Regions from separate parts of the Homo sapiens genome. Here all the other regions are linked to region 1. A link is a loop called in an ENCODE intact Hi-C map of the cell type or tissue named here. Cell type or tissue: heart left ventricle. All regions are shown on one strand.

Region 1 (2,500 bases):
CCTGTCACTGGGCTGATCTGGAGCTGGTGTTTAATCATAGTCCTGCAGTGACATCAGAGATCTGGCACTGGACTTTGCAGAAGGGCCTGGGGGAGAGGTAATTAATGTTGAGTGCCACTGAGGAACTCCCAAGAGCAGGCATCATGAGCCTCGTCTGCCTTTGAGCAGCCGGCATCCAGGTGAGGTGGTACAATCCGGCCAGCAGCCTGCACTGGAGAGGTTCTGAGGCTGGCTTTGAGCCATTGGGTCCACATGGGCTTGCTGAAGAGATCATCAGCATTTAATCAATCTTCCAAAGGGAAGTTCAACCTGAAGAAGTCAGCCTTCCCTTCAGGCTTCCAGGGCATCTGCTCAATGGCAAAGCAGCTTTAGAAAGAGGGTGCTGACTCTGAGGATGTGTTCCTCCCTCTTCCTTTCCAACAGTCAACGTTGAAGTCAAGATGGCAAAGCAAGAATCCCCTCTGATTGCAAGAAATTGTCAGAAGAAGCTATCCAGTCCTCTGATTGTGGGAATCTGCACCGAGCTGGCTACAGCTCTACAAAGATGAGATTTCCAGGTAACACAGAGTTGAGTTTTGTGTCATCCACATGGGCTGATTTCCCAATTTGGTGACCTGACACATGGCCAAGAGAATAAAGTGATGGGAAAAAAACTCAACTAGAAAATATCAGAGAGAAGAAACATCATGCAGTTTCTTTAAATTGTAGTGAACAAGAGAGTTAACGAAAATCAGCCATTTCATCCCATATGAAAAATAAAATATCTACAGAAAGCCAAAATACTTTTTCCAAACACCATTCTGGAGTCATTTACCACCAACCAACCTTCCAAACAAATCGGTTGTTGATTTGTTTATTTGTTACACAACCAGACACATATGGCTGATGAAAGTAATCAGATGCTGGTGGGGTGAAGACAGAACTCAAAAATAAATTGAACTGAAGAGCTAAACATACTGCAAAAAAGCTCAGGCCTCAGGCACACCTTCCAAGTTGTGTTATTCTATGCTATTCATACCACTTTCCTTATTGATATAAAACAATTTTTGTTTTCTTTTCCAGAAAGAATGCTGCCAATCGCCAGAGGCAGACATGTTTATCAGGCTGTGTATCTTGAAGTCTGACAGAAAATCTGTGGCCTTTGGTACAGCTGAAAAACACTCTGTCAACACCATGGAGAGTGCAAGCCCGTTGTGCTGGCCTCAACCCAAGGAGTGCAGGGGAATGGACAAAAATTTGACTCAAGGCCAAAAATTACAAGAGGAGGGAAAGTCAGACTTGAGGCAAACAAGCCTTTTCCATCGGGTCTGTTTAATATCTCGTGTAAGCATCCAAACCACAAATCGGTCAGTGCTTAGGTGAAAAGACAAGTTTTTCTCCCTTTTGGAAAGCTATTTTGCTTAAGCTCCTATGAATACATCAATTATATTAGCCCTGAGAGTGTCTGTCAGTGCAATGTTAAAAGGTCCACTATTTTTCAGACTGCCCACATCAGAAACAAAATACCCTTCAAACTCTCTGCCCTGAATTGCTTGGGCCAAAGAGAGCTTGAGAGAAAAAGGCATAAACTCCACAACATTGACAGTGAGAAGAGCCACTGGTTTTAAGTAAATTGTAGTCATATTTATCAGCTTAATAAAATCCCCCCAGCACTCGTGTGCCATCAAATTCTTCAATTTCAAATTCAGGAAAAATGGCTCTTTTGTGACAGAAGGTATAAGGCCAAAGGGCAGGTTGTCAGCGAGACCGCCTCCCCTGCAGGCCAGTTGGGCTTGGAGCTTTGGGAAGGCAAGTTTGCAAGAGCCTAGGCCTGTTGCAGAAATACTCTGTCCTCAGCTTTTCCTTCAGGGCCAGGTCCCTGGATTCTTGGATAAGACATTTACAATATGCGGGCACCACACTGAATCAGGACTGTGTGCAGAGAAGCAAACCAGGCCTTTCCACATAGATAGGAAAAAATAATCATAACAGTTCATGGTTATGCAGCTTCCAGTGGACTCCATTGTTACCTGGTAATCATCAGTCAATTGCCATCACCCTTAACCTTAAAGGTGTCACTTTCGTACTTCAGGTATTCTTTCCAAAGTCCCTCTACCCCTTCTTCTCCCTGTCTTATCTGTCCCTGATCTCTGCCACCCTCAGTTGCTTACATTGGCCAACCAGCCTGAAATGGGAGAGGTTGAATCCTTCATGCTATGTGCATAGCCAACATTCCACAAGATTTATGTCACTAAAGCCTGTGAAAATGACAAATGGTGAGAAAGAGGGCCAAAAAGGGAAGCAAAAATAAATCCAACTACGATTTAACAAAGGGCGGCCCAGTATCTGTACCTAGTGGGTACTGTGATATCTTGAGGGACATGAATTTAACAAGAGAAATAAACTGCTGTATGAGGATCTTTAAAATGCTCTTGTTTTCCATTCAAATTCTCTTTAGTAAAGTTGCTTTTTGCCCTGAAGTCATAATCCAATTGTGTCAACGTGGTAATTAAACATCTGG
Region 2 (2,500 bases), 62 kb before region 1:
TCAAGGGGCCACTGCATGCAGTCCCACGGAATTTACTGGAGTTGGAGGATGGAGAATTCCATTGTCCTCATTCCACATGTGCTACCTCAGGGCCCAAACTTCAGGACAGCTCGATGAATGAAATGATGACATTTGCCAAAAACAGCAGCTATACCACACAGAACCGCTGAGCACGTGAAATTGAATGGCAATGTATTGTAAGATTTTGAACACAGATCCAGGATAAGGTTAACATAATACTCCTTTTTAAAAGTCACCAAAAGAGAACGCTTTCAGTGCAAAGACTTCCATTTGCATAACACCTTACGCTTCTCAGCATACTCTCACCTCATTGGATACAAACTAATCACTAGCATAACAAACTAATATCATCTCTTTTACAGAAGAGAAAGTTAGCTGCTAGTCCAAGTCAACTGATCTATGCAAAGTTATATGGCTTGTCAATAATGGATATGAGACTAGAATTCAGGACAGGTATTTTTGTGGCCAAGTCTACTCAGATAAACACAATTAAGCTAGTTTTGTTGACTTGATTTGTTTTGTTGGCCTGTTTCATTTTGCTAGAGAATCTTGATTAACCAATTAGATTATCTGGAACTCATGTTGCTTTGTAAATGGAATAGTTGCCTGCAGCAATCTCAGACCATGTAAGTGGGATCACTCAATTGACTTAACCAGAAAAGAGGTCTAAGCTGCATAAATGGAAAAGAAGACATACTCAGATATTTGGACATTCCTTCAAGACTGTAGACCCTCATTACCATGAGTGTTCTGACCCAAATCAGATGGGTGCAATGCGAGGGAAGAGTTTCCCAGCCCAGTGTCATATTGAGAACTCTTGGCAACAAGCAATGCCAGAATTCTATCTAAAAGAAGTTTTGTTAGGGATGGCAGTTCCCACTGGAAGGTGTGTGTGTGTTGCATTATATGTTTTGGATCAAAAAAATTTTTTTCTGAAGTAGCTTTCAACTAACTTTGCATAAATTGAGAAAATTTAAATTGCACCTAAAAGAGAATATTAGAAACTATTAGAATAAGAGGAATATTAAAAAATATTAAAATATTAATGGTAGCAGTAGTTGTAGTAGTAATCATGGTAGTAGGGTGACCAATTTTTCCGGTATGCACAGGACCATCTCAGTTACACAGCAGAAAGCCCCACATTTCAGGGTCTCTGTCCAACCCATCCCAGACAAGTTGGGACAGTTGATCACTCTAAGTGATAGAATGATATTAATAATTGTTATTATTTTTATTTTTATTTTTATTCTTATCAGAATGGCTAGAGGGGAATCTGACAGAATTGTATGGTACTTCAATCTCAAAGCCACCATCTTGATGTTGCCACTGACTGCCTAAATTGGGTTATTTGGTGGCAAGTTATCAGCGTCCAATGAAGCTGGTCCTCAAGGTTGTCATCCTTCCCCAGTGGCCATGTTCCTTCTCCCCATCTGGACTTTCAGCATCAATCTACTCAAGTGACCACCAAATATCGCCAAACCCAGTTGAATGCCTCATTGGGCCTGGTCCTCTCTCAGCAACATCTGTTCCCCTCTGAGTGTAGGGAACTCTTGGGGCTATCCTGAGCAATAATCTCTACTCTGGGTTCTTAATTCATCCCCAGGGGTCTCTCCAGGAGCTCAAGGTTTCTCTACTTGCAGATGGCCCTAAACACCTCTGGAGTTTCTGTTGTCTCGAAAAGAGCAAGAGGGACTATAAATACTATGTGTATTAGGAAGAGGAAAGCAAATGGGGTTGGGAATGCCGAAAGAGTTGGGACTGGAAATGTATTCTGAAGGTATGGTAAGGTTTAGATAGGAACAAGCAAGAGGAAATGCATTTCAAGTGGGGGAAAACACAGGAACAAAGAACTAAAGGGCATTAACAAATGTCTGGGGACTGGGAGGCAGACATGCCTCAAGGAGAGGATGAGGGAGGTGGAGATTAATGGAGAAGGAAAGATCTATACTCTTTATTCAGTAGACCAGTGTTTCTCAAACAGGACTGATTTTTCCCTCCAGGGAACATTTGGCAATGCCCAAAAACATTTTTGGTTGTCATGACTCAGTGGGGATGTAATTTGGTCTGAATGTTTATGTCCCCCCAAAATTCTTATGTTGAAATCCTCACCTCCCTACAAGATGATGGTATTAGGAGGTGGAGGCTTTGGGGGTGATTAGGTCATGAAGGTGGAGCTCTCACAAATAAGATTAGGGCCCTTATGAAAGAGACCTGAGAGACTTCTCACTCCTTCCACCCTCTGGGGTTAGAGTTAGAAGTTGGCTGTCTGTGAGGAAGTGGGTCCTCAAGAGACACCAAATCTACTGGCACCTTGATATGGGACCTCCCAGCCTCTAGAACCATGAGAAATAAATTTCTGTTGCTTATAAACCACCCAATCAATGACATCAATGTCAATAGCACCAAGGTTGAGAAACCTTGCAATAGACAATGGGGAGGCACAGGAGGTTTTTGAGCAGGAAAATGACAAAATGATGTC
Region 3 (2,500 bases), 280 kb before region 1:
CAATGTCAATCAAAACTATGTTATTAGTTTATGCATTTACTATACTATCCTTTTAATTGTTATTTTAGATTATGCATTTACTATACTATCCTTTTAATTGTTATTTTAGATTATGCATTTACTATACTATCCTTTTAATTGTTATTTTAGAGTGTACTCTATCTACTTATGGTTTTAAAAGTTACCTGTAAACAGCCTCAGGCAGGTCATCTAGGAGGCATTCTAGAAGAAGGCACTGTTACCACAGGAGACGACAGCTCCATGGGTGTTCTAGCCCCTGAAGACCTTTCAATGGGATAAGATGTGGGAGTGGAAGGTAGTGATATAAAAAGGAAATAAATAAATAAATAAACACATTTAAAAATAGAAAAAAAGCTTATAGGATGAGAATATAAGGAAAAAATATTTTGTACAGTTACACAATGTATTTGTGTTTTAAGCTAAGTGTTATTACAAAGGAGTCCAAATTGAAAAGTTTATAAAGCAAAAAAGTTACAGTAAGCTAAGGTTAATTTATTATTGAACAAAGAAAAAGATATTTTATAACCTCAGTGTAGCCTGAATGTGCAGTGTTTCTAAAGCCTACAATAGTGCAGTCATGCCCAGGCCTTCACATTCACCCACCACTCACTCACTCATGGACCCAGAGCCACCTCCAGTCCTGCAGGCTCCAGTCATGGTAAGTGTCCCATACACTTACCATTGTACCATTTGTTTTAAATCTACTGCTGTATCTTACTGTGCGTTTTCTATATTTAGATACACAAATACCATGTGTTACAACTGCCTACAGTATTGAGCACAGTATCACGCTGTTCCAGTTTGTAGCCAAGGAGCAATAGGCTATGCCACACAGCCCAGGGGTGTGGTGGACTCTGTGGTCTAGGTTTGTGTAAATACACTCTGGGTCTAGGTTTGTGTAAATACACTCTATGACGTTCACACGGCGTTGAAATCGCTAAACATGCACGTGTCAGAACATTTCCCCGTAGTGACACCTCACGTGACTGCATTGGTACCTCTCTCATAGTGAGTCAGTGCGTGTTGGACACTGGAACAGCAGGTATCACAAAGCGCTTCCAAAGTGTTTTGTTATCACCACATTTTCTCACGGAACTAGGTAGAAAGATTTTCCCTTCCCATTGAAGATGCTTCTAAACTTGACTCCAACTTGCCTTCCTGCCTTTTCTTCTACTTCGTAAGAGTTTAACACCTAATCGTTCCTGTCCCCTACCTCCCACCCCCACCTCAGATACTTCCAAGTGTATACAGTCCTTTGTCCAGGTCTCTGCTTTTGCCGCTACTGCTGGTGTTTCCGCATTCAGAAAGTCCATCTCCGCCTCGCTACCGACCCCTGGCGGTTAACAGGGTGACCGACGAGTGGCAAGCTTGTAATAAACAGTGGGTGTTGTCGATATTGCGGTCATCAATTATCAATAGCATTACAGTAGTCCCTCTTTATCCGAGGGGGATACGTTTCATGAACCCCAGTGGATGCCTGATACCACGGATAGTACCAAACCCTATGTCTGTGATATTTTTTCCTATACATACATACCGATGGTAAAGTTTAATTTATAAATTAGGCACAATAAGAGATTAACAAGGATAACTAATAATAAAAGAGAATAATTATAACAATATACTACAGTAAAAGTTACCTACTTGTGGTCTCTTTCTCTCAAAATATCTTTTTTTTTTTTTTTGATGGAGTCTTGCTCTGTCGCCCAGGCTGGAGTGCAGTGGTGTGATCTCAGCTCACTGCAACCTCCGCCTCCAGGGTTCAAGCGATTCTCCTGCCTCAGCCTCCCAAGTAGCTGAGACTGCAGGCACACGCCACCACGCCCGGCTAATTTTTTTGTATTTTTTTTTTAGTAGAGATGGGATTTCACCATGTTGGCCAGGCTGGTCTTGAGCTCCTGACCTCAAGTGATCCGCCCTCCTCGGCCTCCCAAAGTGCTGGGATTACAAGCGTGAGCCACTGCACCCGGCTCAAAATATCTTATTGTACTGTACTCACCCTTTTTCTTTTTGTGATGAAGAAGGGATGGAGCAGGACGGCAAGAGAGTTCATCAGGCAACTCAGAATGGCACACAACTTAAACTAATGAGTTGTTTATTTCTTGAATTTCCGTTTAATATTTTCAGACCATGGTTGACCACAGGTAACTGAAACTGCAGAGAGCAAAACCACCGATAAGGGGGAACTCCTGTATTGATAACATCTTTCAAGGCCCAATCTCAAAGCCACCTCCTTCATAGAGTTTTTCCTGCCTCCCACACATCTGAGACCTCCTCCTCTGAGTTCCTTCTGACTGTTACCTGGTCTACCTCAGGCTGCTTCTCATACTCTGAGGCTACACTTTTAAAAATATAAGAACCTAGTGATATTATTTTTAATAACACATTTTATTTAACATAATATATCCCAAATATTATCATTTCAACAAGTAATCAATAAAAATTAATATATCAAAAACTAAAATTAAAATGAAAAATA

The links. Hi-C counts contacts between places; a loop is a spot of excess contacts. Peaks named below come from ENCODE experiments on the same cell type or tissue, not always from the same donor. Only the 100,000 strongest peaks of a DNase experiment are listed, where the experiment ranks them.
Region 2: it touches region 1 in a loop (2.2-fold over the local background); 15 of 110 quality-filtered maps call a loop at or near these places.
Region 3: a loop joins it to region 1, with 7 times the contacts of the local background. A loop is called at or near these places in 89 of 110 quality-filtered maps.

The regions. Positions count from the first base shown.
Region 1 is chr7:25,845,666-25,848,165 of GRCh38, forward strand. No RefSeq gene overlaps it. Among named protein-coding and RNA genes, the nearest start is that of LINC03007, 57 kb to the left of the region's middle. In heart left ventricle, no CTCF peak of the experiment used is centred here; a DNase peak (open chromatin) is centred at 1,196; H3K27ac peaks cover 2,367 bases.
Region 2 is chr7:25,783,849-25,786,348 of GRCh38, forward strand. The region is part of intron 1 of LINC03007 (long intergenic non-protein coding RNA 3007); the gene reads right to left. Among named protein-coding and RNA genes, the nearest start is that of LINC03007, 5.0 kb to the right of the region's middle. In heart left ventricle, no CTCF peak of the experiment used is centred here; no DNase peak of the experiment used is centred here; H3K27ac peaks cover 340 bases.
Region 3 is chr7:25,567,716-25,570,215 of GRCh38, forward strand. No RefSeq gene overlaps it. Among named protein-coding and RNA genes, the nearest start is that of LINC03007, 220 kb to the right of the region's middle. In heart left ventricle, a CTCF peak has its summit at 1,361 (motif pointing left); no DNase peak of the experiment used is centred here.